Linked DNA regions of Homo sapiens: region 1 is linked to region 2. A link is a loop called in an ENCODE intact Hi-C map of the cell type or tissue named here. Cell type or tissue: PC-3. All regions are shown on one strand. Links, peaks and the distances in the headings refer to the core of each region. The heading gives the core; the rest is flanking DNA.

Region 1 (15,964 bases), core at 3,735-11,734, 1.7 Mb after region 2:
AGTCAATAAATCACAAAGTTTTCTTGAAGATATCTCAAAAATGTTAAGATCTCTTTTCTTCTATAACCACATTTCTAAAATTTAGGCTATCATCATCACTCACCTTGAATACCATAGAATGCCACGATCAGTCTCTTCACTTTTTGGCTTGTTCCATTTTAATCATTTTACCAAAGCAATTCTGGTGGCATTTAATCAAGTCCAATAATTTCACTTATTATGGTAAACCATAATACTAGTTTCTAACTGATTTTATATTGATCCATACAGTTAACCATAAGTTGAAACAATTTGTAAAAACTTGTATTTTCTTGCATGTTCTGCCATGCATCACAACAGTGTCCCAAAATACTTTTGTTTCCTCCCTCCCTTTCTCTTTATTCTTATATCATGCTGAACTTCTGGGCCATCACATATGCCAGTCACCTCTGGGTTGTCATATATGATGTTCCTTCTTTTTTATTTTTGTATTTTTATTAATAACTATTATGGGTATATATAATAGTTGTACATATGTATGGCACACGTGATGTTTTGATATAGGCATAGAAGGTGTAATGACAAAATCAGAGTAATTGGGTTATCCATCACCTTAAGCATTTATCATTTTTTTGTGCTCAGAACATTCTAATTTCACTCTTCTAGTTATTTTAAAAACATACAGTAAATCATTACAATCACACCATCGTGCTACCAAATATGAGACCTTATTTATTCTATCTAACTGTATTTTTGTACTTATTAACCATCCCCTTTTTACTCTCCTACTATCTTTTTCTAATATTCTAGATTCACCTAGTTAAATTCTCCTTATCTTCTACCACTAAAGCAGACTTTCGGATGCAAACACAAAGCCACTTTCTTTTCTACCAAATGTCATTTAAATCCCTAGATCACAGCATATATATTTCTTTATGTGTATTCTTGGACACGAGTTATGTAGTTATGAAGTTCAGAGACACTTCTCTCTATGCTATGTATCATTGTATCAGGTCAGGAGTTTGAGCAATGTTTGGCATACTGGTCGTACAGTAAATATTAATCAAAATTATACCTCAACTTCCATAATTCTTACAGTCAATTTTCTCTATTTATAAATAATTAGCACTTCAAATCCTTTCCATTATCTTCAAAACCAAGATTTCTCTTATCACCCCAAAAACTCTTAATAATTAGCATTACATCTTACTTCATGTGAAATTAAAAATATATCTCAACTTCTAACATACTGATTCTTCTCTTTCTCGATCCTGTAACAACACAAGTGTTACTCCTTAATCTTTTCTCCTGCACTTGGCATTACTTGTCATTCCAGCTTGTTAGACCTGACCTTAATTTATTTTAATTTTTCTCACTAATATCCTTCACAACCATAATTTCAATGAGATAGCATATTTCTTTCTGCCAATTATACATCTTATTTTGATATTAGTCTCCCTCTAGCGCCTGTTATCTTTCCTTTTCCTCAAAAATTTTCAGAAATCACTTCTTGCACACATGCTCTCTAATTCTATGGGTTTATTTTTTATTCAACCTTCCACACGTAGTTGCTAAATTTGCAATTAGCGTCTGGAAATACAATCTAGTGGATAATTTTTTTAGTCTCTGCATCTAATTTGTAGGTACTTGTTATATTGATCATTGATCTTTCTTCACTGAAATACTTTCTACCAAATTTCTATGTAAATACATTTATTCTTTTCCTCTGAAAGTTTGAATTATCCTTACTATGTACTTAATTTCTCTTCTCCGCATCTTAAAAAGTCTTAATGTACTTTCCTTGTTTATCTTTTCTTCTCATTCTAAACACTCCCCTTGGTGAATATGCCTAAAACCCACGACTTTCATTTTACTGTCTTTATGCTGCCAAGATGCCAAGTTGATATCTCTACAACAGATTCCAAAGGAGGCTCGATTTTTTTCTTATTTTTTAATCATTTTGGGATACTCTACTTTTAAATATCTCTTTATCTAATCATTTCTCTCATCTCCATGATTCATACTGGATTAGGAGCCACTAACTTTCAACTGCATTACTGAGTCATACTAATTCCCGTAACAGTGTGCTACCTCAATATTCTTCCAAATTGGTTTTAATTGCATAGGTTAAATTAATTCATTTTGCTTACTACTTTAGAACTGTGAAGGGACACGATATCTATTAATGTTATATTGAAATATACAAACGTATATTAAGCAAAATGAAAACATAAGTATCAGGGTGACCTATTTTTCCTATTTCTACTTCTCTCATATTAGGAATTTGACCATCGTGAAATTGCTGCTTGCTAAGCATTTTTTAAAAGATTAAATGGGACCATGTATTTAATGTATTTTTGAAAAGTGTAAAATCTTTCACAGGATATAGTCTGTTTTAACTTAAAGCAAGAAAAAATATAAAAGTTTTATGCTAGTTATAATCTTCCAAACATGAACTTTGTGTTCTATTTTCCTAGCAATCTAATCTGCATCAACCATTTGTTTCTAATGACATGCAATCTATTCGTTTGTAAGCAGGACTCCTGAGCATTATTAAGGATTTTCATCATTTTGGTAAGTATCTCATTTCTGCTTATGGTCAGAGCAATTTCAATTAGGGTGTTCTAGATGTGTAACAGGGCAAGTCCTCATGGGCACCCATTCTAACAAACATCCCTCCATTTAATAGTAGGAAAATATCACTGTAAACACTGTAGTCAGTTGTTGTATTACTATGATAGCTATTACTGTGATAGTTCCAAAATGTGTGTCTTCCCTGTGGCATCCTGATAATAAAAGACCTTTAAATTTTAGGCATTATGAATTTAAAAACACTCATCAAATTTCAAATATAAAATTAAATATTATCATGTTAAACATGGATAAAATGATATTAAAAAGGATAAAAAAGCATAGTGTCAAAAATCATGATAAAAACGTGATGTTTGAACATTTGAATAAGGAAGCAGAGGATCACAGGAATGGTAAAGAAGGGGTAAGTCATTAGTATTAAAACTAAGTTTACAAACATGAAACAATATGGAGGTAACCTGTAACGTAAGGTATATTTTCATTTTCAAGTTGTAAAATTTAGGAAATTACATCTGTCATGAAATATATTTGCATAAATTGATAAAGGAAATGCGCAAATACGAGCACATCTATTTTTGTAGGAATGTCCATTATTGTAAAAATCACTATAGACATTAGCCTTGCTTTGACAAAGTTAAAAATATCCATATGCTGAGAGCTGTTCCAGCAATGCAGAAGCCTTTCAGCATAGAGTGGTTATCTCAGCTCACACGGCTGATAGCTCTGCTAGTGTTGAAAAGCTAGTGCTGGGAAGAAAAAAAAAATGTAGGGTCTTGAAGCTTCAACCCCACTGGCAAATAGAAGCCAATTTTGTGAAAATGCACTAGGAGAAAAGATTCCAGGTAGTGAGTAGGGAATGTCTTACCTTCACACAAGTACATTTTATAGAGACAACCTAGAAAGCTATAGTACATTGTCCTTCCTTTGTTCCATCTCTGGATCCTAGACATCTACACTGAGTTATACCTTTAATAAATTGACAATATTACCATTTGATTATTCTGACAATAAATATTGTTTTGCTACTTCTTTTGTGATCCACCCACAAACTATGCAGGATTCCTTATTGCTGACTAATGGCACGCATTCTTATTAAGAGTTCTGAAGGAAGAAATATAAAAGAATGTCAAATGATTCATCATCACATTATCAGCCAGCTGTCTGTCACTTATGTCCAGGGACACTATTTTTATCTCCTAACATTTGAAACTTTTAAAAGACAGCTGAAATTTTGTTCCCAAGTGTGTAAAAACATCTTAAAAAATGAGTTGTCATGTATTATTATCTGTTCCTTCTCCATGGCCATTTTAATAAACCCATCAATATTTATTGAGCACACATTATCAGCCTAGTTCTAACCTAGAAATCTTTAGAGATTCATCAGAAACATAATACCATGTCCTTGATTTTCCAAACCTAACTTTCATCTCAAGGACAACATGGGTCACCAAGCAATAGAACATGAGTACTAAACATTAGAATGATTAAAATAAATATATCTAAGAACACAGCAGAGAAAAAGCAATAAAACCTGGAATAGTTAAGTTGAAAAGGTCAGTGATAGAAGGAAATGTGAGCATGAACTTGAAAAATGGTTATAATTTAAAAATGAATGTGTCCCATGGGTTGACATTTTAGGTTGGGGGAACATTAAAGGCAAGATGATTAGCATAAATTCAAATAATAATTAACTATTATTGCATAAATAGTACGTACAAGCTCCAAGACACAATACTAGGGAGAGGTACAGGTCCTGTGTACCGAGAACATACAGGAAAAATATTTTAGTGTGGTCATGAAAGCATTAAAGTTCAGGAAGTAAAATGGACTATAAAACACAACATACAGGAACTAACACAGAGTAAGGAAGAAAAGAAAATCTTCCAGTAATATAAAAAAAAATAGATGATTTACTGGATGACTATATGTTATCTCAAAATTATTGGTGTCAGTTTCATGCAGTAAACACAATTACAAAGGTAGAATGCTATGCCAGTGTGTGAGAGATGAAGGTCATCAGGAAGGCAAAATTGGATCTCAGAGCATTAAGGGTGTTGTGGGAATGGAATACGCAGTAAAGGGTAAGAGCTAATGAGCAGGTGATAAAATCATTTAATGTCATTGTAAAGTATTTCGATTTTATTTTTAATACACTTGAGAGTCCTTGAAGGATTTTTATGAGAGGAATGATATTTTCATTTTGAAGATGAATAATTCTTTTTTTTTTTGCTTCTGTATTCCAAATATTCTTTTCCTATACTCTTTTTATGCATTATCTCAAGGAATTATGGATATCGAATTAGCATTGTTAAATTATTCTTCCATTATGATTGTGGACACCGTCAGTGTACAAAATGAGTAGGAAAGAGGAATCTTAACGTCTTCTTTGGAAAGCTAACAACCAATTAGAGGATATACATGATATGCATACAGCACTGAAGAATGTTTAAGATAGGATAAAGAGACTTCTTTGTAGATTGTGAAATAAAAGTGTAAAGATGACATAAAAAGAAGGTGAAGACAAACACTTATAATAGCAATTTCTTCATGAATTTTGTAGAGCCTGCCCAACTCAGAAGTTCACACTTAAGTTCATTAGCAACTTTATTCATATAATTATTTTTTACTGTGAGTGAAAACTTTCTTACAAAAACAGCAAGCATATCTAAAATAATATTGTGTTTCCTTTAACAAAAACATTATTCTAGCAAATAATTTGCACTTAACGTGGTGCAGGTGCCAGAGTTTTTGTGCTGTTGACGATGATTCACAGAGCTTAAACACTGTTTATACAGTAAGTTTAGGTTTATTGTCAGTATAGTTTTGATATTTCCACAAAAATATTTTATATGTTTTTCAACAATTCTGACATTGATATTTCAGCCCATAATTTTTCTGAAGTTCTAAGCTAATTTTTTAGAAATGTAAAAAATATTTATTTATCATTGTCAAATGAGTAGAAAATAGTATTAATTAATAGATGTGTTTGTTTTTTATTTAGAATACTGCCGTTTACTTCTCTCAGCTCCCATATTTTCTTGCTAACCACTTTATTCTTTTCCTTAGCCTGAATTAAAGGTTTCCCTATGTTTGGATAGATAGTAATCTGGTAAACAGGCAGGCTAGCTACACTACACTTGGAAATATATTTTCATGTGAGCCATAGAAAATAAACCTTAGCTTTGAAAAATGGCCGGTGTGAATTTTTTTTTTTTATTATTATACTTTAAGTTTTAGGGGACATGTGCACAACGTGCAGGTTTGTTACATATGTATACATGTGCCATGTTGGGGTGCTGCACCCATTAACTCGTCATTTGGCATTAGGTATATCTCCTAATGCTATCCCTCCCCCCTCCCCCCATCACTGGCCATCAGAGAAATGCAAATCAAAACCACAATGAGATACCATCTCACACCAGTTAGAATGGCGATCATTAAAAAGTCAGGAAACAACAGGTGCTGGAGAGGATGTGGAGAAATAGGAACACTTTTACACTGTTGGTGGGACTGTAAACTAGTTCAACCCTTGTTTGTGGAACTAGTTTGTGGAAGTCGGTGTGGCAATTCCTCAGGGATCTAGAACTAGAAATATCATTTGACTCAGCCATCCCATTACTGGGTATACACCCAAAGGATTATAAATCATGCTGCTATAAAGACACATGCACACGTATGTTTATTGTGGCACTATTCACAGTAGCAAAGACTTGGGACCAAGCCAAATGTCCAACAATGATAGACTGGATTAAGAAAATGTGGCACATATACACCATGGAATACTATGCAGCCATAAAAAATGATGAGTTCATGTCCTTTGTAGGGACATGGATGAAGCTGGAAACCATTATTCTCAGCAAACTATCGCAAGGACAAAAAACCAAACACCGCATGTTCTCCCTCATAGGTGGGAATTGAACGATGAGAACACATGGACACAGGAAGGGGAACATCACACACCGGGGACAGTTCTAAGCTATTTAAATAAGAAGCTGAGGGAAAAGGTAATACAAACAATATAAAAATCTCTTCAACTAGGCACCCACTTACTACTCATAGTAATGTTGAGAATCTCAAATAGACCTGGTGAAAAACATAGGGTACATGTTCACATTGCTTCAGGAAAATACACAGATTTGGCAAAAGACTAATGCCAATGACATGGAAATTAACACTGGCTTTTCACATCTTTCTACTTAATATCAGAGACAAGAAATTAAATAGGAGGAGTGCAGAAGTAGACATTACTTATCAAGATAGCTTTAGAAGGAGAAGCCAAACATAGGGTTTTATGTATATTTGTCCTCCCTGCAAGATCTAGACTGCCAGCACTGAGCCTCATAGGCTAGTCAGCTGGGTAAATAAAAAATGTGCCATGCTGTGATATTATCTTCACAATTAAGAATACCACTACATTTCATTATATTTATTGTCATTCCTTCTTTCTCATAAAAAAAAAACAAAATATTTTGCCTTTACTTATTAAATAATTTTTTCTTTAAAATACAAAAGAGCTGATTGAACAGCTAGCTATCTCTATATCAGTACATAAATGCATATTTAGAAATAATACATGTTAATTTAAAAGTATTTCCAGATTATGATATATTGCCTCTATATTATTCTTAAAGAATTTTAACAAAACAGTTATTGACAATTGCTGAAAAACGTATCGTGATAAATATATTTTCTCAAATGTTAAATATTAATTTCTATTTAAAATGACTGTGAAAACAAAAATCTTTATATTTTTGAATAATTAAGAAATTTTCAGGAAACATTTTAATTAAGAAAATCAATTGACATAAAACATGCCTACAAATAGGAAAAGTACCTATAATACATCATAAAGATGAAATTTTAACCACAATATAGTGTTAGAATCTATGATTTCCATACATTTTAGGATGATATATAAATCTTATTCTTTGTTTTATAGAAACCAGTTTATTCACACTGAGCAACACATTTTTCATTTGAGAGTAAACATCTCCCTCTTCTGGAATTTGTTTTAAATTCAGGAATCAAAAGATTTTATTTAAAAAGCTTAACAATTTCAGTTCACCATGTAGATATATATTTGAAAGCTTATCAATAGGTTTTATATATAGTAATTGCTCATCAGAGCTTTCAAATTCTATGCAATATAGATTTTATTCATTTAATATTTTTTGCTCATTAATTATAATTTTACTCTTTATTGTAATCTTAAAAGTTTAAGTGAGCAATTAAAATAAGATTTACTAATAATTAGGAATATATACTAATAAATAGTACATATTTATTTTTATATCTAATTTCGTATGTGTGCACTTTGAATTTCGTTCACCTTCATGGTTTTCAGTGTGTTTTTTTGTTATGTTTATTCAGAAAAAGCTCACCCATGAAGTCACAATAAAAATAAATATAGAAGTAATTTTTAAAGTAAACTTAAATACAAAATAATCAAAATACTAAGAACTTTTTTTTCATTTCCCTACGCAAAATTTCAAGACCTCTCAAATATAGCATATATAAAAACATGGCTTTGAGATCTACCTTTTTCATGTTTTAAAATTTTTACTTCTTTAACCCAAAACTGCATGTATTAAAAATAATGAACAGAGCATTTAAAATAAAAATCTGCAAAATCATCCTCAGAAGCCTTAAGAAAACATATTTTTGATATATAATCATAGACTTTCCTAACAATTTTGAAAGATTTATGGGGTAATAAAATCCAAAATCTGTTAAAATATTTTAAAAATTCTTATCAGAAACAACTTTTGTTGCTCTCATAATTACCATGTGATGACCTGAATCAAAATCATATATCTTATAAAATTATACACATGTATTCTTATTCTATAAAAACATTGGCATATAAACCTGCAAATAAAGGTATCCAAAGTGATACAGTTGTTCTAATGTTAAAGAAACTTTAAAGTATATTTTCTATTGACCAAATAGAAGTGAAAGAAGACATGACTAATTATGTTGTTAGGAAATTTGTTTTGGAAACATGTTAACAAATTATTTATAATAATTCTTACTACCCCTTTTGCTGTCACCTGAAACAGCCAAACATGTTTTTTCAGCAAAAGGAAAATAACAAAACTAACAAACTACAGATTAGCCATCGCATACTACAATAAAGTGTAATTCCACAATCACAGGAGCAATAACACATAATAATAAGTCAGATTGGTTTGCTCTAAAGTTCTTACTCTGAAGCTATTAAGCTTACCCACCATTGGGACAATTTTATCAGTAGATATAGATATTGGGTGTCTTTTTATCCTGTTTTCTCAGTTTGTGTCACTAGTTTAGCAGATAGCAATGAGATAGCTCCAGCCATAGATGAAGCTAGAGGAAAACTCTTTCCTAGTACAAATGCTTATCTTTGTTGCAAGCTTCTCAATTAATTCCTGAAGAGGTGTCAACTCATCCTTATCAGTCAGATTGAGCTCTTAAACAAAGAAAATTAAGTACTTAAGAAAGTGTTGAAGTAGGCTTCCTCTGCTTTTGCATCACAGAATCAATGTGCTGCTGATAAATACAGGTATAAACCCTAAACAAACACTTGAGAATAAATAGGCTTTGTTACAAAGATTTTGGGAAATGGGATAGTAATCTTAGAAGGAAAATGAGTATCATCAAGCTGATTTAGAACCAAAGTCATCAAAATAACGCATGCATTTTAGAAGAGTATATTTGATTAGCTTTTTAATGTTAATATCACCTGCCAAATAATATTTATATTTTGGATATGCAGACACGACTGGACGGCTTGCTCCAGGAGATAATTCTTTAATATTCTGGTAGAAAAATCCACATTGTTGCATGTGATCCATTCACTGAAGCCCTCTCCCTCTGGCAATATAACAACTTGTCTCAAATTCCACTTCCTGGTGTTGTCTTTGCATTTTTTAAGAATTTATAGTGAGGAAACATTTCAGGGATATTCTTCTCTTCTTAAAAGTTTTAAATAAGCTGCTGTTGAAGAGGAAGCTCATCTTCTCTCTTCAGGAGAGAGAGGAGGGGCAGACTGTTCTCAGAGCACCACAGAAGCCCACATGGCTGTGGAAGGCCAGGTCTCACCAAAGGCCTCCATAACAACTGTTTCAGTGCTGACTGAGTGGTTAAGTTAAATATTAAAAGCCAGTGCCCTTATACAAAGGCTGGAATTAAACAAAAGCCCACCAAGAGTTTTGACTAGGCCTTTCCTGAGCCTTAAAGCATGAGAAAATAATGAAGGAATTCTTAACAGGATCCATTTATGAATAAATAAGTTTTATTGGGGATCTGAAGAAACTCCCTAGGCCTCCACAAACAAGTTTACTGGAGGCCTGAAGGAAATCCCCAAATTCCCATGATTTAGCAGGAGACAAGATAAGCGTAATCACCCAAGCACCTGGACCCATTTAGATTAAGTAAATGTATTGAGGCTGCAGAGGAAAGTCTTCAAGATTCAGACCTTACTTAGAGATTAAAAGAAGTTAATCATTTATGTTTTTAGATGAATGCACACTTACATGTAGACATATAGCTTAGGAGGTGTATAAACTCTGGAAAACTGTAATGTTGAGCTGGTCTGGAGATAATTTCCAGGCCTTCTCACTGTAACTGGTTACAGAAATAAAAACTCTCTTCCTCCCCCATTTCATCTGCATCTCGTTATTAGGCCGCAAGAAATAGCAGCCCAACCCTCAGTTTGGTACAGGAACATAGCCACTTATCTAAGCTGGGGTCCAACTGGTTTACGGTGCAGTGGCTGCCCCCTCACCTCACCAACTACAAACATAGACCCAGCTACAATTTATGATCTTACTTGTATGCTCATAAAGAAAATAATACAACCTATGAGTTTGATTTTTCAGAAATTACTTTCTTTCATTTTTTCTTTTTTTTAAGATACAGGTCTCTATATCACCCAGGCTGGAGTGCAGTGGTGTGATCATAGCTCACTCTATCTCTAAACTCCTGGGCTCAAGGGGTCCTCTGGAGTCACTGGGATTACAGGTTGAGCCACCACACACAGTATATTTTCATTATATTTATTGTGGTTTTACAATTCTACCTTTATGCACATATAAGAATATGAAATAACTAACATATTGAATAATAATAATAACTTTTGGAAACTCATCTTTATAAATATGTAATATGTTATGCTGTAGTTCATGTGTAGTCATCTTTGCATAGTTCATTTAAAATTAATATATAATGCCAAACTGTATGACTTTCTCAATAACATATTTCCTGTTTTTTTATTTAATTAATGCATTTATTTATTTTACTACAAATAATGTTGCCTTGCAAATTATCTTACAGATATCCTGCTATTGATAGCAATAGGAAACAGACAAATTCCTAGGCAGACAGGGACAGGTCCCAGTGAAACCCAACCTTCAACTCCCAGACAGCCTGAAGACTGGAAAGTGAGCTGCCACTTAAGGGTGCAGTCCACAACTGGAGTGAAAATTTCCTCAATTCCTTTTAGCCAATGGAATGATGCTTTTTCCAGACCTGTACATGGTCGACTCAGCACACACACCCCCATTCTGAGCCCATAAAACCCCCAGACTCAGCTTCAAAGACAGCTACCTGCTTTTGGGCCCCTTCTGACACAGAGTGCTACCCACTTCAGGTCACCTCTCATTGTCCAGAGCGTTTCTGTCACTAAGGAAAATTCTTTTCTGCCTTGCTCACTCTCCATTGTCTGTGTAAGTCATTCTTCTTGGTTGCAGGACAAGAACCCAGAACTCTCAAATGGTGGATGTGAAAAGAGCTGTAACACATGCTCTTGCTCGCCCAGCTACAAGAGTGAAAAAAATTGCTGGGCACCATATACCCCATTCGCCAAGCCATGGATGGAGAGACCGAATGAGCTGTGACACGACCCCATTCACCAAAGCTGCAGGTGGAGGAGACGAATGAGAGCTGTAACACTTCCTGGGGGCTCAGGCAGAAGCTGTAGTACCCCTTGGGGCTAGGTGGCTGCTGGCATATTCAAGTTTTCAGGCACTGCCACTGCATCCCCCTCATCCAGACACCAGTGCCCAGTGGAGAAGCTGGTTGAGGCATGCCCACACCAGCCACAGGCTGAGCACAGAGCTGTGATGGTCGCAGGGTCTGGGGCAGTACTGTGAGCCAAGTGAAGCCTGCATGGGGTTGAGTGGGCACAGCAAGCCCAGTGGCCCAAGTGAAGACTGAGAAGAAGCACCTCCAGCCATGGAGATTTCCAGCTGGCAAAGTGGCACCAAGAGAATACTGTGCCACCATATGAACTAAATTTAATCCAACATGAATTGTATTTGTAAAAAGTTGTATCAGTTTCTATCACAACTTACAATGCATAAGATATCTGCATGTTCAACATCAATGTTGCCACTTTAAATTATAAAGTGTTTTCATTTTTATACTCCTGATTAGGTTTGAGGTAATTTTTCTTGATCAATTCTGTATTTCATCACTTCTTTTTATGACATTTTGTCTTCTATAACCTTTTTTTTAAATCATAGCATGCATAAAAGAAAATGCACAAATTATATGAGAACAGCTTGATGAGATTTAGCAAATATAAATGTAACCAACACGTTTAAAAACCACAACACTATCGGCATTCCAAAAGTCCCCTGCATCTTCTTTATCCATTCCTACCCTTTCCTACTTCCTAAAACAAGCCCATATGGCTTAGTTTACATTTTCCCTCATTTGAAAGCTATAAAAATAGAACACAGTATTTTTGTGATGTTTCTTTTATTCCACAGGTTAAGAAAAGAATGCATATAGCCTGGGATATGTGGTATTCAATTATGTTGGGTTTGTAAAATTACAGGGTCATAATTACAGGGTCATATAATGTGGGTATATTTAATTTTAGGAGATACAATCATCTTTCCAAAATGGTTTTACATTTTATACCCATAGCAGCATATATTACCCATTACTAGATTAAGACAGTGATCCCCTACAAGTAGTTTGTTACGACAATTTAAAGTTGTTATCAATTACCGTAAATATTGACTGTATTTCATTAAATGTTATCTGCATTCATTGAAATAAAATTTTCTCTTTTTTTCTATTGATGTGGCAAATCACATTGCCCTTTCCCCAAATTATTCATTGAGAAAATAATCAATCCAGAAAACTAGTACAATAAACAACTATGTAACTTCTACTCATTTTCACCAAAGATGAAGACTTTGCCACATTTGTTCTGTCTCTATCTCTCTGTCTCTGTTTCTCTCTGTGTGTCTGCTAATACATTTTCTTTGCTGAAACTTACATTGAGCATTTCCATCCCTCCACATTTTAATGACATTGACTTTTTTGTTTGTTTTTTGTTTTTTTGAGACAGAGTCTCACTCTGTCTCCATGCTGGAGTGCAGTGGCACGATCTCAGCTCACTGCAACTTCCACCTCCTGGGTTCAAACAGTTCCCCTGCCTCAGCCTCCCAGGTAGCTAGGACTACAGGCGCATGCCACCATGCCGGGCTAATTTTTTGCATTTTAGTAGAGACAGGGTTTCACCGTGTTGCCCAGGCTGGTGGCCAACTCCTGAACTCAGGCAATCCGCCTACCTTGGCCCCACAAAGTGCTGGGATTACAGGTGTAAGCCACTGAGTAGAGTCCAGTTTTCATGAACAGACATTTTTTAAGTAAAAAGCAGTATTCCATACTTGAAATAAACACACATTAGTTGTGATGAATTATCCTGTATAGGCCAAGTACTCCTCCCTTATCCACAGGGAATACAGATCCAGGTCCCCAGTGGATGCCCGAAACTGTGGATAGTACCAAACCCTATAGATGATATTGAATTTTGATCTGATAACTGAGACAGCTCCTAAGTGACTAAGAGGCAGGCAGTGCATACGACATGAAAACACTGGACAAAAGGATCATTTCCATCCAAGCAGAAGGAGGGGGACAGCAGAAGTTTTTATCACACTACTCAGAATGGTGCATGGTTTAAAATTTAAGACTATTAATTTCTGGAAGTTTTGTTTAATATTTTCAGACCACAATTGACCACAGGTGACTAAAAACCATGAAAAGCAAAACTGTTGAATAATGAGGAGGGACTACTTTATTCCAGAAATCAGCTACCAATAATAATTTAAAATTATTTTGTCTATGTTCAAAAAAGTGATGACCTGCAATTTTTCTTTCATGTAACATTTTTATCAAGTTTTGATGTGAGAATTATGCAGACACCACCAAAGGAGCTGTGAAATGTCTCTTTTTTCTCTGGAAGAAGGTTAAATATATGTAATCTATTCTTAAAATATTTGAAGTAAACCAATGATAAAGTTATCTGGGCCTGGGAGTTTCTCGATGAATTCTTAAAATTATACATTCAATTTCTAATAAATATATGTAGGATTATTCATAATTTATATGCTTTATCATTTTCTTTTTTCCCCTTAGGAATTTGTCCATTTCAACTGAGTTTATAAAATTACTTATAATAAAGTTATTCGTATTCTCTTATCACATCTTTAATGTCTTTAGAATCTTTGGGAATTTCTTCTTTTTTCTTACCTAAGTCATTTATGGCTTTTTAAGAATTTAATAATCCAAAGGGAATATCAATTTCACTGATCTTTTCAAAGAACTAATTACATTTTGTTTTTCTTCACATTGAATTATTTTATAATTTACTAATTTTAATTTCTATTCTATTAACTTATTATTTAAGTTTAATACGTGTTTTTTAATTCTACCTAGATTCTTGAGATGGATGGTTAGCTCATTAGTTTTCATCACATTACACTGTAATAAATATAATTAGAGCTATAAATGTGTCCAACAATATGACTGGAAACAGTGGAATAGTGAGTTTAGGAAACTATTCCATTTCAAAAGAGGTGCATTAATTATTTATATTAGCTCTTCCTCAAATGCAAACATTCCAAATTATAACATGTTGTAGAGAGCTATATGATAAAATAACCATTATTAATTTTTGTGGAACTCATATACAATGAGATGACCAATTATAATACACTTTATTATAAATTATAAATGAGTTAATGACATTCTTCATTTTAGGCTATAATCAAAAGGTAGGATAAATTAAATATTACAATTCTCTATAATGTTTGTAATATCTAAATTGTTCATTGCAAGAGTAACCCCAACACTCTGTTTTCTTATGCCCCTGGAGGAGTAGTATTGCCATTCTGTTGGGAGCAGGCCCCCCAAAATCTGGCCATAAACTGGCCCCAAAACTGGCCATAAACAAAATCTCTGCAGCACTGTAACGTGTTCATAATGGCCCTAATGCCCAAGCTGGAAGTTTGTGGCTTTACGGGAATGAGGGCAAGGAACACCTGGCCTGCCCAGGGTGGAAAACTGCTGAAAGGCATTCTTAAACCACAAACAATAGCAAGAGCAATCTATGCCTTAAAGGCATGTTCCTGCTGCAGTTAACTAGCCCAACCTATTCCTTTAATTCAGCCCATCCGTTTGTTTCCCATAAGGGATATTTTAGTTAATTTAATATCTATAGAAACAATGCTAATGACTGGTTGGCTATTAATAAATATGTGAGTAAATCTCTGTTCGGGGCTCTCAGCTCTGGAGGCTGTGAGACTCCTGATTTCCCACTTCACACCTCTATATTTCTGTGTGTGTGTCTTTAATTCCTCTAGCGCCACTGGATTAGGGTTTCCCTGACCGAGCTGGTCTCAGTACCATTCTATGAAAAGCTTGTTACATAAAAAAAAAGAAAACTATTACCTTTATATATAGTTATCAACATTAATGTTCAGAAACTGCATCTCTCTGGAAATTATGTTTAAAAGAAAGATAAATGCATGTTACAAATTTGGACAAATATTTCCATTTCTTTTAGGTCCAGCCTGAAGAAAAGTCCCAAGCTGTGAAACAATTGAAATATTCAAATTTAGGGCAAGATTCTTTATTATTCTAAGTTTATCACAAACTTTAAACCTATAGAAGTTTTCTATTATGAACCAAAATAGGTATTATAGTAAATCATCATCATTGTCCCACAAATTGTCTCCCTACTAATGATGACTAAACTGTCAACATTTGCATTAAAGCCTATCTGAAATTTTATTCATCATATTAAAAAATAAGTTTTTTTCTTTGTGAAATTAACATTTAACATAAACAAAGAGTGAAATGTTGAATTATAAATAATAAGATTTCTTAACTCTAGGTATTTATTTTTTCTTGGGAAAGTACCTTACATGAAATAACAAGTAATACATTGTTTGTTCTCTTACTAAGTATCTAGTAGAGATGTTTTAGAAAATTATCATGTCCTGAAGGACAGCAGAAAACACAGAAAAAAGAGCTGAGGAAATTATAATTAGCTGCATCATTATAAATTGCCTCGTTTATTATAATAGTTGGTTAGATCTCATTTTTCAAAAGT
Region 2 (15,964 bases), core at 2,894-10,893:
AGTTCCAGACTGAATCTCGCGGATGAGATTGTACTGGAGGAAGAGATACTGCAGGCTCTGCAGGCCATAGAATAACTCCGGGCTCAGCCTCTCGATCCTGTTGCCATTCAGGTAGAGGCGCCTCAGGTTGGTGAGATCCCCGAAAGCGCGGTCCTGGATCATCGAGATGCGGTTATTCCCCAGGTGCAGGAGGTCCAGCCCCGTGGCCTCCAGGAAGTCTGTCCTGCGCACGACAGCGATGTAGTTCTCTGTCAGATACATTTTCTTGGGATTGTAGGGCTTGGGCTGCAGTTCAGCGATGCTCTCGATCTTTCGCTCCTGGCAGTTTACGTTGAGGCCCAGATCAGAGATCTGCAGGTTGCAAGAGCACGCGGTGGGACACTCCAAAGGCACCGGGGATTTGGTCTGATAGGCGATGCTGGGGCCATAGTTGCTGTAGCCCAAGTCCTTAGAGGGCTGCCGAGAGGTGGGGCGCACCCTGGGCTTGTTGGGTTGGCGAGTCCCCTTAGGGGGCTTCAAAGGGGGTTTGTAAACAGCAGAGGAAGAAGTGGCCACAGAATTCACTGACGCCGGGGTGGTGTGTAAATACCCCGTGGTGCTCAAAGGCGTCTGCGGCCTCATCTCGTAGTCAGAAATAAGTCTCCTTGGGCAAAGTTCCTGCTTGGATACCTCGTCCAAGTCCCTTCCGTGTAAGCGGAAGGGGGTCTCACAAACTACATCCCCCACCAGGGCTGAATAGGAGATGCTGTCCAACCAATCCTTTAGAGAGATCAGCTCACAAGAACAATTCCAAGGGTTTTCCTCCAGCTGTAGCTCCACAACTTTATCCATGTGCTGCAAGAGCCCCACGTAGGGCAGAAGTTTCAGCCGGTTCCCCCGGAGGTCCAAGTGCGTTAAGGGCACAAAACGGAAAAGATTGTTGGGTAAACTGGACAAAAGATTGTCATTGAGGATAAGCACCTGCAACAAATGCAGTTTCCCAAAAGCATTGGGTTCAATGACGCTGATGTAGTTGTAATCGACCTGTAGGTACTCCAGGTTCTCCAAGCCAAGGAAGGTATCATCTCGCAGAAGTTCCAGTTTATTATTGTTTAGATGCAATCTCCTCAAACCCCGTAGCCCATGGAAAGCCCCGGTCTCAATGTCCTGGATAACATTGCTACCTAGATGCAAAATTGAAGCCCCAGTGTAATTGACAAACTCATTGGGATAGAGACGGTTCAAAAGGTTTCCGGACAACAAGAGGTGGTAGATTGGGAAACGGGGAGGGCTAATTTCAGAGAGACTGATGATCCCCCGGTTTTCACAGCTCACAGTTAAAATGCCGTCCTTTTCCTCACAAGGACATGCATTGTCACAGATTTCCCCATAATAATCGATGGTTTCTGCACACGAAAGGACGAGAGATGTTACAGCAAACGCTAGAGTCTGCAGCATCCAGCTATGCATTTTTCTGTGAAGGTCCTGTTCCAAAGTTACTGGGGGGCAGCAAGTGTGCATTTTACCTCCTGTAAGGGAGAGAGAAAACAAGGAAATAACAGAATATGACAAAAATTTAAGGGATCAGTCAGAAAGTCTCTCTCTTTCTTAACATTATTACTCTAAAACCCAAAAGGAAGAGATACAAATGACACACCTCCCCAAGTGAAACATTGACATTCTCTAGATTTTATTAAAATCTATTATACATTTTGATTTAAAGGTTGATTAATTTTTTTAAATGAGCACACCACAAATATGCTGCTCCTTACAAGATAAGAGCAGGTTAGATAAAGTCCCATTTTAGTTTTCTCTTCTCCCCCCCTTTTCAAAACCAATCCATAAATATACATAAAATGGCTGTCAGTTCAGTTTCATGGTTCTAATTTAAGAAAAAAGAAGCACCATTTTACAAGGTTCCCCACCTCACCTATACCCAGCCCCCACCCCCCCTTCTTTCTTTCAGAGCCTCTTCAGTTAACAGTTCACCGTGAAGGTCTCTCATGTTCACAGAGAGGCAAGGAGCCAAAATACTTGGGGTATTTTAAACCATCGCTAGAAATGCCACGGTGGGAACCTAAAGGATACTTTTCAGAGGCAAAAAGGCTGTAATATAATGCATCAAAGGAGCCCCAAGAAGCTCTTAAATCACCAATTGTCTCCCGGAGCTTTGAGTAAGGAGAAAAAAGGAGAGCGCATTTGCTTTGATGGTGGACTTCACTACCACGCTATTAAAGCACATCAGCGTCCTAATTGCATGCACGGTACCACTTAGCAGCGCTTCCCGGAGAGCGCCCTGCGACCACTTCTCATTGATCATGTCAGCGACGCTACCAAACCGCATCTTTAAGCCACTGAAATAGTTCTGCACGATGGATTACAAAGAACTCAGCGAAGGTATCCGCAATCTCCGAATACCTCCCGATGCCTAGAGTTTAAAAAGGACGTTCCTACCGCTTACCGGGAATCAGTACACCAAGGATCAGCACGAAAGCCTCCCTTACCTTGGGCTCCGCGTCTATTTGCAACGGTAATAGCAAGGTTTGCACGGAACTACCACCTCGACAGCATCCCCATCTTTGGAGTTGCTTATTACATTTAATTGTTAACGCTCCCCTCTCTCTTTTTTTTAATCTCAGGGAAAGGACGCCTGGGCTGATTAAGAGGCAAAATAGAAAGGTGGGAGGAAGAACTGTAAGCGACTTAGGTCAGTTGTTTAATATCCGAATTTCATCTCCCACAGGAATCAATATGACCCCCTCCCCCTTTTTTTTCTTGCTCTCTTTTTGTCCCCTTGAAGGCTTCCTTCCACTTCCTACTTCTGATCAACAGCAGCACTCTTAAAGGAAGGACATAAATGGAATGAGCGTGTGTGTGTGTGTGTGTGTGTGTGTGTGTGTGTTTGTGTGTGCGCGCGCGCGCATGCTGCGTTGGTTAATGGGGTGGAGGACATTTGATAGAAATGCTGGACTCTAGGAACCTATGCCTTTTCTCTGGTCAACCTTGCCTTTGCCTCACTACCGAAGTCTAATATCGAATTGCAACTCCAAACTAAAGCCAAGATGTTTCCGAGACAGCGGGTTCAAGCCTGGAGACCTTGCTCCTGATCCCCAAGTCGACTCCAGCCCGCGTTATTAAACGCCCCTGCATTCAAACGCACATGTATCAGTGTGCCTGCGAATCATTCACGTGTGGCCACCCAGACGTGTCGAGATGAATTGGAACCACAGTGCATAAACCTCGCAAGTATCCCCGACCTCCCAACGCAACGGTAAACGTCTCCCGGCTTAAAAGCGGCAAAAACATCCCCACCCCAGTGAAAGCAAAACGTTTACCTTGAAATTTCAGTTCTCCGCTGGATCAAATCCGCACATCCATTCAGCGAGGTTGGGTCCCCTCCCCCTCCCTCCCTGTGCTTCCCCGCCCCCATTCACCTCCCACCCCATCTGAAAGCCCATTGCAAATTCAGTCCAGCCAGTATTAAACTCCAGCGTTTACAACTTTAATTCAGTTCTAGTTAGCAAGGGTCGAAGAGCTTCCTCTCAACCCACTCCCTTCCCCCTCCTCCTTGCTAGCAAAGGAGACCAAAAATTTGAGAAAATAAAGTTGAATGAGCCTGGGGAGGCTGACATTCTGACGGGGAAACGCACCTCCGATGCAAATTCGCGGGTGCGCTGAACATTCTCAGATTCTCAGATTTTTTTTTTTCCTGGAGGGCGGGGGCGGGGGAACTATTCATTTTCTCCCAAAGAATTTAGATACTGGATCACCGCCCTGTACGTCCCTGCAGTAAGCAGCATGGAGCCTCTCGGACTGGAGCCCAGCACCCAGGCCGCACCGGAGGCTCCGGGCACAGCTGCTCAAGCAGCAGCCCAGGCAGAAGCACCCGGAGTTCCAGGACGCGAGGCTCCCCCTCCCCCACCCCGCCCCAAAGAGAAGGAAGGGAAAACGGAGGAAGAAGGGGAGGGAGGAGAGGGAAGGAAAACCACCCCGCCACATAGACACACACACACACACACACACACACACACACACACACACACACACACACACACCTCTTTTGCAAAGTAAACGATAGACTTACCCAGTCTCACATCTCCAAGGCCCAGTCATCATAGCCACCCTTTAAAAACACACACATACACAAAAACCCTCTTTGGGGTATGCACTAGGTTTCTCAAGCCCAGGCAGGGCGAGGAGACTGCGAGCAGCGCAGTCCCAGAGGCTGGAGGAAAGAGGCGCCCGGACGCCTCCAGCCTGGGGCCGCCGCCGCGGTGGCGACCGCGGGTTCCGGGGCTCCCCAAAAGGCTCTCCCCGGTGCTCTCCGCGGTAGTCGGAGCGGGCAGCAGGGTTGGGGGGTGGAGAGCGGGGGGCGTTCTGCAGCGGCGGGATAGGGAGGCGGCGGGAGGGGGCGGCGGAGGTCCGGCTGGAGAGGCGCCTCGCGGTAGGGGCCGGGAGCCGGAGCCGGGCGGGGCGGGGAGGGGGAGCTGCTGGGAGGGGAGGCACGGAGCGGGAGGAGGGGGACGCGGAGAAGACTGCCTGGCCCCGCCGGCCCCGCCAACGTGACGGTCAGCCCCGCCGAGCGCTCGCACCCGCTCACACTCATGATCACTCGCACACTCGCTCCAATACGTGTTAAGGCGCGATCGCGGGGTCCCTGGCAGCCTTCGCTGCACCCTCCCCCCCACAGGGGTACTCACAGTTGCCATCTGCATAGGGGGCAACTTTCTCCGACCCAGCTGTGGCCGCCGCCCCCTCCAGCCTCCTCTGGCTCCTCGCACCCTCCGGCCTGGGTTCGCGCCGGCCGGCCCTCCCCTCCCCCCTCGGCTCTCCTCCTCGCCGTCTTCACCACATTCCCCCCTGGTCAGTGGCGCACGCCGGGGGACGAGCCAGAGGGAGCGGGTCGCGGGGGTGTGCATGCATCTCCCGCCTTCTTCTTGCAGCGCACACTGTACATGGTAGTGAGGGGGCGAGCAAAGGTGGCACCGGCCCCTCGGCTGCTCCAGCGAAGGCGGCGGCTGCAGCTCCTGCGCTGTCCTCCGCCCCCCAGCGCAGCGGCGACCACCGCGCTGGGATCCCGCCGACGCTGTCTCCGCGCCGAGCCCGCCGCCGCCGCGGCCCCTAATTAGTATTTGAGAGGCTCTTGCATCCCTTTGGCAGTTTCATCCTCACGGTGTTTGCAGGGTTTTTTTCTGTATCCCTTCCCCAGATGCGGCGCACAATCGTCATTAGTTGGAACTCTCTATCACCGACATCCTTTGGGGTTTCTGGGGGAAGGGGGGGGCGGGCAGCAACCGCGTCGTTCTATGCCTGTGGCTTGTCCTGGCAGCCCGGTGGCTCTAAAAAAAACTCCGAGAAAGTTGCGTCTTCCTCCCGGGCGCCGAGGAGGTGGCAACGCGGTAAGCAACACCGGGTCTCTGAGACAGCTGCTCCGGAGCGGGTGCAGGGCCCAGTCCAGTGCACTTGTTTATTGTCGCGCCTCTGGTGCGAGCCAAGCTGCAGCAGACATGATGGGCCCGGGGCGAAGCGGGCGCTCGGTGGCCGATAGATGGCAGCCGAGGGCGAAGGCGTCCCTGGGCTAGGGCGGCGCAACCGGGGCCCCCTTGGATGTCACATTCGTAGGAAGAGAGAGAAGTCTTGGACCATGTGTGTAATTCGAGCGTGGGACTGTGCAATTCTCGGATTGGGAAAGGGAGGAGTGGAAATAACCCCGGCAGTGCCAGGCTTGCTGGTGGTCAGGAACAGATGATTCCAGCCCTGTGCTGATCGCCTGCCTTCCTCCTGCCATTCAGAATGCTGCTGTCTCGTGTACTTACTGTTAAGGATCCTGGAAAAGGGAGTGGTTCCTCCTAGCTGCAAACAAGGGCGCTACTTTTCTTTTCTCTTTAATAGAATTACGTTTTATAGGTGTGTCTAGGCAACACAAGGGAATGTGAAAGACTTTCAGAGGGAATGTTTGTGAATACATCTGGTGTGTACTAAAAAGCTGGAAAACCCCTAAGTAAATGCAATATCGATAGAAAGCGAGTTTCTTGAAGAGTCATCTGCTAAACTCCACTAGAGTCATCTCTACAGTAAGTATTCTTGGGTCTTTCCATGAAACCAGACACTTCCATCCCCAAAAAGGGGTCTTTACTTTCATAAGACATGTTTTCAATATTTGTAATATTAGACCTGCCGTTCATCCCGGGTATAAGAGAAAAGTTGATAATAGTAAGTGACCCAGTGCAGGCTGAGTGCACATGTGCCTGTTCCTTTGATAACTATGTAGTTAGTTTCTCCATGTAAATATATTTTACCCACTTTATTTTGCAATTAATTACGTCTTAATTATTATTGATATTGTTTTATTCTTAGTAATATTTGGGATAATACTGTGTTATAATCTGGTTAATCATATGTTTAATATTGATATAGAGTCTGATAATATGTCTATGTTCTGAGATGTATATATATCTCAGGTGATGAACATTGCAGTCTCCTGAGGTACTGCAATCTTTTTTGAACTTTCCCCTGCGTATGTTGTGTGAATATATATATTTTTACTTTATACCATAAAAACTTTATTTGGAAGCAATTTTGTTTAAGTATGGGTTATATTCAAGGGAGAGGAAGGAAAGAAGTAATATGTAATTTCAGACAATAAAAACAAAATCTTGTAATGAACGTTTCATTAAATTTAGAAGCATTTGACCTAGGAATGATAGCCACTAGCTGTAGATACATTGCATCAACAAATATAACTTACACGTCATCCACAAAAGGCTTATTTCTGTATTTTTTATTCAGTCATTAACTTTTAACATTATATAAACATTTCAGAAAATTTATTTTAAGTTTAAAATTACTTTTATATTTTCAAAATGAAATGAAATATTTAAATTTAAAATTATATAGGAATTACAGCCAGAAGCCTTTGGAATATAAATATTGAGTCCTATCAGAAACATAATTTTCAATATCGATTAACTTTGTAGAAGTTCTTAAAGGTCCTAAATTGTCTTAATCGATTATTGATTTTTTCAAAATAGCTGAAATAAAGCTGTTATATTTTATCACTGTTCTAAATCTTTATAATTTCATTCAATAGCAAAGTTTAATTCATGGTTTTGTATTATTTTTATTTTAAATATTTATTGTTCTAATTAAAGGAAATATTATTCAACTAAGAAGTATTAAATATGTTTGGAATTAGTTTAGGTTACAGTTTTGTTAGAAACACTTATGCTAATAATCTAGTTTACCTCTTGTGGTTCAAATAAGTAAATGATGAAAACTTTCTGCCATTAACTCAACATTAAGGATGGTCCCGGAAGCCACCATTACCTTTTGCCACTAGGTGTCTCTATAAGATGCTCTGCAAGAGAATGAAATTTTAGAAAATACTGTGACTTGAACAGTTCAGAACAGAAAAACACAAGAGGGAAAACATCATAGATATAAGGAAAAGCCTCAGTTATTAATCTGTTTCTTTATTTGCATTGAATGTTGACTATTGCTTAGAAAATATATAAGTGAATTACATAAGAGTGATCAAATATGAGCCAAAACTTTTACCCACATGAACAAATGTATCTATGTTTTAGTCTATACTAAGCAACACATGGTCATATGTGTATACATGCTTTCAGACAGCACTCAGATGCATGCACTTAATTACATAGATACATTTGGCCATTGTAAAATTAAATGATTGATCAAATATATCTCCCCAGAATTAAGTCTATTAATATTAAACATTATTTGATGGAGTTGGATGTGAAAGTCACATTTGTCCAAATGTTTGCAAATATTTTTTTTTCATATTAGAATTATCTATTGAGAGGGTATCATCATAAGTGTATATCATGTAGGGAAATATATTTGACATTTATATTGTAAATATAATTGTCATTATCAATTATGGCCATAATTTGATACCTGCAAATTTAAATTTAAATTGAAAACATAAGTAGCATACTTGCCACTTAAAATTGACCATATATTTTTGTAAATTTATATTTATTAGTTTCTAGAATTATTATTTTAGTGCTTTATGAACACAGGAGGGATTCTTATATTAAGTACATTTTTTAAGATAATTCTTATCACATTTGCGTATCACTGTGTGTTATCATTAGAATTTTAAAATGCTTAGTCAAGAATTATGGTGCTTTAAGAAACAACCTAATGAGGATTATAAACAAGGAAATTCTTTATTAATCATTTCATGACTTCATAAGTATTGATCAACATCTAAAGCCAGTAGAGCTTGCAATTTGTTGTTGTTGTTGTTGTTGTTAGCCTAACTGGTGAGTTAAGATTATGGAATTCTAATGCTAAGTTTCTATTCCTCCATAGTAATGGCTAAGAAGTCTGTTCAACTCAATTTAATAAATGACACATTTTTCAAGTCTAAGTTAAAGGGCATATGTCTTTAAAGTTTTTGAAATTGAAATTATATATATATCACATTCATATATATAATTATATATAATATATGTTATATGTATATCACATATCTAAAAGGAGAAAATGAAAGTTTCTCCTGGAGGAAAATAATGAGTCACCATTTATGATTGTGTCTCTATGAAATTGCTAAATTAAATAACTGTACAGCATTTGTCTTTGACATTTTGTCTAATACATTTAAAATTAAAAACAAACATCATGCAGTTATATTTATCAAATTAAAAATGGCCAGCAAATCTAATTTTGCTGAAATTATTTATTCACTTACAGACTTAATTATTCACAGCCTTAGAAATAGACTCTCAGAGGCATTACAAAAGAATATACAAAAAATAGCCAATTTTCTTCCTTGCCTCATGCAGTTCCTTGCACATACACTCGGATATTTTTTGATATAATTACATATGAAAATATCCTTTTTGGATAACCAATTGGAAATATCTACAAAAATATATCTTTGGAACACTACTTTTTCAGAAAGTAGCCTTCAGGTGTGCCAAAGTAAGATATATAAAACACTATGTCAGAAGATATGTAACAGATGCTTGCATTTGAAAATGAGTAAGAACAAGTTAAATGTCTGACTCACTGAAAAGTCATACACATCCTTCTATACCTTAGAATACTCTTCTACTTTAAACAACAGTTTGTATAGGAATACTGTTTTGCCATTATTAGGAGTATATATAGCATTACCTATAATTTGTGAGAGGCAGACTTTTTTTCTGGAAAGAAATTAATACACACAAATCTAATAATAGTGGTTACCTTTTGGAAGAAGACTGGCGTCTTAAATAGAATGGGAATTTATTTTTCATCGTATGCTCTTTTTTTTTTTTTTTTTTTTACTATTTTTGTTTCTTACTGTTTTAGTTTCTACTACAGTTTGTTCAATTTTGCATACACATCCCCAATAAAAATTTATAAAAATGTGCACTTGAAAAATAAGAATATTTGGAGGGGTGATTTAAGAGCTTAGGAAGAGTTCAAGATGATTTCCTTAAATTAATCTCTATCCCATAGTTCTCAAATGGTTTTATTTTTCATGGCACATTATTATCACTGGAGACACTGAATACATTTCTAACTATGAGTGTCAATTAATTAGTTACAATAATTTCTCAGCATTACTCATATATGACATTCAATTCTAGCTACCAGTATCAGCTAATAGAATGGTAATTAATAGAAGCTAGCTTTGTTATCTTCACACTATTCAGAACCATGCTGTGTACTGGGAACATCAGTTTTATTTGATACTCTGGTGAGTGAAGAGGAAGATCAAAATGGCTCTGTAGAGAAGATAAGTAATTGCACTTGAAGTTGTCAGCAGCTGTTCTTTACTGTTTACTGAAGAAAAGTGAGTGTGTAGTTGTGACATTTTAAATATACAAACTATCGTCAGACCCTGTTAGAACAAAGGCTACTGCCATCTGGCTTATACTAGCATTGAAATGCACACATTCCACTGGAAATGAAGCAGTTTCACAATGTAATCAGATTAGCTTTTCTATGTAACTCTCTATTAGTGTATGATTTGTCTCTTGGGACCCATTGGTCCTTGGTTCTCACACATCTCTAGTCATTTTTAGAAAATAAGTCTAAACAGGCATTATGTTATGCCTGTGTTTTCTGGGTTATTTCTGTTGTTTTTTTTTTCAGAGAAAAACAATTAATTATCCTAAAACAGTTAAATTACAACAATTTCAGAAGAACCATTGCTAATGAAAAATATCTAAATTGATTATACTACATTCAACTTTGCCAACTGGAATCCTTCATTCATCAGAATACTCATAATCTCTTTATCCCCTCAAAATGAATCAGCCTTTTTCCCAACTCCCAACGCTTTGGTTTCCACTGCCCTTTTATCTATCAGACTTTTCATTTTTCTTTTACCTACTGTTCTAGAGAATTCTCTGTAAGTCCTTTCTCCATCTGAAAAAATCTTACTTATTCTTTCTAACAATGAAGACTGCTCATCTAAACATTCCCTTGCATTATCAAGCACTTGACCTGCACAATGCTCTATTTCTTGCTTAATGTGTTTTTTCTTCCAGACTATATTATCATTCCTTATTTTGAAAACTGTATATGGTATCCTTTCAATAGCAAGAAAAATGAGCTCCAGAAATCTCTTTGTATACACAAAATACTTGTTCATTTATGAATTTATTAATTGAACAAATATTTATTTAGCACCTAAAATGTGCTAGATCCTGTCTCTTGTATTTGAGATGAAAATAGTTGATTCATATCAGAATGCTTACAGAGATGTTTGACTTTTTGTAGATTATCTATTTTCTCTATTAAAAGTCTCTATCAAAATTAATGAACTACAATTTATGCAATAAAATTATATTGTATAAATTGTATTCTTGAATAATATTTATAGTGGCATATGTGCACCAAGCATCTACAAGAGGCTGTTCAATAGAATTTTCTGTGATAATGGAAATTAACTGTATCTGTGCGATCCAATATGATAGCCATTGGCCACATAAGGCTACTGAGAAATTGAAATATGAATGATACCTTTCTGTAGGAGGTAGCTTAAAAAAATGAAATGTGGATGATATGGCAAAGGAACTAAAATTTTATTTGTTATTTAAATTTGATTGATTTAAATTTAAATAGCCACCTGTGGCTAGTGGCTACCATTGGACAGTGCAGGTCTAGAATATAAATTCCCAGAGGATTGAAACTGTGTTTCTTGTTCAATTTCTGGGATACCTTGGAAATTCAATCAATATGAACAGCTGCACTCATAAGTAATGATGGTGATTATGACACCCTCAATAAATAAGGACAATTATGATTCACATTTGGCAAGAGGCCTGATTTGCATTCTGTTTAGGGTCTCTATTCAATTCTTTCGAATTGCATTCAATTGAAGGCCTCTACTATTCTTTTAAAGATTTCAAGGAACTTTACAAGCACTTCAAAATTCTTCATTACACCCTTATTATACCTCTATAAAGAAAGAAAGGTAGATTATTTTAAATCAATAGAATTTTATTAGAAGATAAGTGCCTTTTTATGCATGGCAAAGTACTCTCTAAAGTACTTTTCTCTAGATCACACAGTGGGATGTTAGTAGAACTGGGAAAGAAAATACTAAATCAGTATTTTGCTTCAGGAATTATCTAGGATAAGTTTTGTGTGCAAAAAAAGACTTTAAAAAAACTGCACTTGAATGTTTGTGTTCCATCTATTTTAATACGAAAACATGATTTTAAAGTTTAGTGGCTTTTTGTACAATTGGAGTGGGCAGAGTTTGAACAGCAAATTATAATTAACTAATTTATAGAATGCTAATATGGTCCCTAATTTCCATGAAAAGCTCAATAAACCTCAGTTTTAATAAAATGACATTTATAAATCTGATACAAAGACATAATGTCTTGATAATAAGTCCCATTCAGAAGTTATAATTTTTTAAGGTTAGAGTTTGTTTTTCATCAATCTATCTAAAATATTAGTTACATTAGTGACCTTTATTTCCAACAATATGCTTCTTCCATAGACAAAACCAATATAACTTCAAAGGAATTACACATTGCTGAAAGGCTTAAGTCCAAAATAATTAGGAAACCACCAGATCTCGCCATCAGTAAAGTGTTTCTCGAAGACGTTGAATTCATTCTTGGTTCTGGCTTCATATCATTTGCACCTCTGCATTAATGAAAACATTTCCTCTGGGTAGATGACAAAGTTAATGTGCTATGTCTTCAATTGACTATATAACTATCACACTGGTTAATCAAATAATAAATATTAAAATGGAAACTCCTTGGAAAATATAATATAATTATTAATCTGGTCCAGGCATGGTGGCTCACTCCTCTAAACCCAGCACTTTGGGAGGCCAAGGTGGAAGGATTTCTTGAGGCCAGGAGTTCAAGACCAGTTTGGGCAACATAGCAAGACCCCATCTGTAGAAAAATAAAAATAAAAGTAGTTGAGTGTGGTGGTGTGCACCTGTAGTTTTAGCTTTTCAGGAGGCTGAAGTAGGAGGATGCCTTGAGTCCAAGAGTTTTAGGTTGCACTGAGGTATGATCTGGCATGGGAGAGAGAATGAGAGAATGAGATCCTGTCTTTCAAAAAGAGTTTTTTAAAAAATAATTATTATTAATCTTAACTTACAGATTTTAAGTAATTCTTTTTTTTTTTTTTTTTTCCGAGATGGAGTCTTGCTCTGTTGCTCAGGCTGCAGTGCAGTGTCCTGATCTTGGCTCACTGTAACGTAACGTTCTTCTCCCGGGTTCGAGCAATTCTCCTGCCTCAGCCTCCTGAATGGCTGAGACAGCAAGCACGTGCCACCATGCCTGGCTAATTTTTTTTTATTTTATTTTTAGTAGAGATGGGGTTTCACTGTGTTAGCCAGGATGGTCTCGATCTCCTGACCTTGTAATCCACCTGCCTCGGCCTCCCAAAATGTTGGGATTACAGACATGAGCCACCGTGCCCAGCCCATTTTATTCTACTAGTTATCTTTATTTAAACAAATATTGGTAATTGGTTGGTAAATTCATGAAAAGTTACCTCTGAAAAACACACCTGTGCCAGCTCAGTTTTTGTTTAATATTAGATGATGCATTTTTATTCTGTGATTATAAATATTCCATCAATCTAATGAAGATTTTTATAGTGACACTAAATTTATAGTTATTCTCATATAGCATGCTATGATGTATGCTGCAATTTTAATTGATTATTATAATTCGTAATGAACAAATAACCAATTTTGATTTTAATCACCAGTATGAGATGCATGATTCATTCTAAAATCAATCTAGGTCTTCAACTGCTTTATTATATGAGTAGTGACTGCTATACAAACAGACTTTAACCAATTACACTACCACTTATTCATGATATCTAAGAATTTTCATATTTAAAAATACTTCACTATAGCATAGATATGGTAGCATTTAGTAGTAATGTATTACATAGAGAAAGGCAGGCTTAAATTCATTTGTCCCTCATAATAGGAATGCATTTGACTGGATTTTTTGATATGTAATGTGATGATTTTTTATCATTTCTGAGATGAAGACTTGCTCTGTCCCCCAGGCTGGAGTGCAGTGGTGTGATCTTGGCTCACTGCAACCTCCTCCTCCTGGGTTCAAGCAATTCTCCTGTCTCAGCCTCTCGAGTAGCTGGGATTACAGGCATGTGACACCACGCCCGGGTAATTTTTGTATTTTTAGTATATACGGGGTTTCACCATGTTGGCCATGCTAGTCTCGAACTCCTGACCTCGTGATCCTCCCGCCTGGGCCTCCCAAAGTGCTGGGATTATAGGCGTGAGCAACCGCGCCCAACATAATGTGACTTTCTTCAGCTATGGTTAACACAAGCATTCACAGGCAATGCACATTTTGTTTATAATTCAAAGTCAAAGGTAAATAAAATGTACACATACATACACACACAGAATCATTTACTATTACCAGACATTTTATGTAGATTGTCTCATATTTTCATTTAATTATTATAATGACTTCATGAGGTGTTATTATTACTTACAGATGAAATGCTGAGTTTCAAGGTAGTTGGTGATATTCCATATTTCATACAAACAGTAGATAGCAGACTATGCTATGAATTACACAAACTCTCAGGGTCTATTTGCCTTACCTATGTTAGTTCAAATTAATACCTTTGAACTTTGTTCTCAGTTTAAACAAAAAAAAGATACATTGATTTTCAGTAATTAGTCTCCATAGGGATACTTTCTAAGTGATTCAACACTTCTATCATGTCAGATATATTTTGAGAAATGAAACAGTGAAAATATATTTCAAAATATTAATATATACTATTGCTCTTTTAATTATTACAATAATAAATTAGATCTTAAACTGATCATGAAATATATTTATAAATAGGCTGTGGAATATCAAGGATATTATTAACTACCAGAAATTATTGTTAGAGTAATTCAAATATATAGGGTTAATAAAACAACACTTGCTTGTATACATAGAGTATGCTTTTTCCTTAAGTGGAAAATGTCTCTACTATGACATATGTTTCTTGTCTTTCAGTTTTTGACTATTAACAATTTTATATTTAATAACCCAAATGCTAAAACAAGCATTATACATCTCCTAAAATATCAATAGAAAAATGCAAATATGTATGGTTTATTTGAAGGGGAATTCCTTTCATGATTAAGTTTAGGGACATAACCTCATAGTCCTTTCTAACATAAATATGTTATGTAAATAATTTTAAATTGAAACTTTTGTGACATATTTTCTTTTTTTTTCAAAGGCATACATGTGTTAAGATAATCCCATAATTAAGTTTCTCAATAATCAAAAAAAAACTTATGGTATATTAATCACAAATGACTAATAAACCCTATAAATAGCTAAATTTTACTCTTTATTTTTAAACATCTGACAATCTTCTTGAGCATTGATGTCATGTAGTCCAATTTTGTTATGAATATTAGGCATGAATCTCTATAAAACTCAAAAAATTGAGTGTTGGTGCATATCAGTATTTTCTCAATAAAAGTATAATCATATATGAAAAGATTTGACATAATCATGAATCTCCAAATACTGAAAGTTTGTAAATATTAGGTTCATCACTGACTATCACCTCATCTATTTATATCCATGTTGAAATAAATACATGTGTAGTAAAAGAAAATACAAGTATCTCTCCACGTTAGCAATTCATGACGTTTCTGACCACCTTCTCCTAATATGCACTCAGAGAGCTGCAGGGGCACTGGAGAATGCATCTTGGAGCTCTTCCAGAAACTCTGAGTCAAAGAGCAATGTCTGCATTCACAAAGAAGCATTCACAGCTGTCAGAAGTTAAATGTCCATGAGACTCCTAGTACAGCTGCAGTCCTTCCAGTACACTGACAATGACCGTGGAAACTAGAATTTGATAACTATTTTTTTACATGGGAAAAATATCACACAAGAGTGATTAATCTAGGCCTGACTGATAATAAATAATTATGCATTCACAGCACATGAAGCATCATTGTCCTTAAAACATTACTTGGTCTGCAGTGTTTTTGCAGCTAATTTCCACTGCCAGAGAAGGTATTCTTGCTGCAATAAACTGTCAATGAACTTCTTGTAGGCAAACACCTGCAGACACCTGCTGGCAGCTGGTACATAACATTTAGGATTTCAGGAACTACAGCATAAGCCAAACCCAGAAAGCAGTACTGGGTGGGAGTGAGTGTGTAAGGGCATACATGACCAGAGGAATGCACACGTGAACAGGTATTTTCTGTCTCCATTTATACTTGATAAAATGAATAGACTGAATTTTCTTCTCAATTGTGTAATATAGCTGAGCAGACTAATACAAAAAGCAAGCAACGTTTGCAAATAAAGTTTTCAATTTGAGATAATCTATTTCAATTTATTATTAGGTGTTTTCAAGACCAATGATTACTATGTTGAAAATATTTAACCATGTGCTCTATATGTCCGTAGAGATAGGAAGTAATCCACACTTTGCATTCCTTTTTGAAAAAAAAAAAACCTTAATA

Evidence for each region. Peaks named below come from ENCODE experiments on the same cell type or tissue, not always from the same donor. Only the 100,000 strongest peaks of a DNase experiment are listed, where the experiment ranks them.
Region 1: a loop joins it to region 2, with 8 times the contacts of the local background. A loop is called at or near these places in 3 of 110 quality-filtered maps.

Annotation. Positions count from the first base shown.
Region 1 is chr13:85,962,519-85,978,482 of GRCh38, reverse strand. It overlaps the pseudogene MOB1AP1. Among named protein-coding and RNA genes, the nearest start is that of SLITRK6, 170 kb to the right of the region's middle. In PC-3, for the core only: a CTCF peak has its summit at 7,563 (motif pointing left); no DNase peak of the experiment used is centred there.
Region 2 is chr13:87,660,925-87,676,888 of GRCh38, reverse strand. It overlaps SLITRK5 (SLIT and NTRK like family member 5), which reads right to left and starts at 5,518. Exons shown (of 2, transcript NM_001384609.1): 1 at 4,680-5,518; 2 at 1-1,508. The coding sequence starts at 1,500. LOC124900338 (formin-like protein 5) reads left to right here and starts at 4,522. Exons shown (of 2, transcript XM_047430855.1): 1 at 4,522-6,053. The coding sequence starts at 4,584. The coding sequence ends at 5,108. It overlaps MIR4500HG (MIR4500 host gene), which reads left to right and starts at 5,926. Exons shown (of 6, transcript NR_033829.1): 1 at 5,926-6,053. RefSeq lists enhancers at 1-353, 1,666-2,865, 5,290-5,791. In PC-3, for the core only: CTCF peaks have their summits at 5,540 (motif pointing right) and 7,324 (motif pointing right); a DNase peak (open chromatin) is centred at 5,638; H3K4me3 peaks cover 3,453 bases; H3K27me3 peaks cover 495 bases.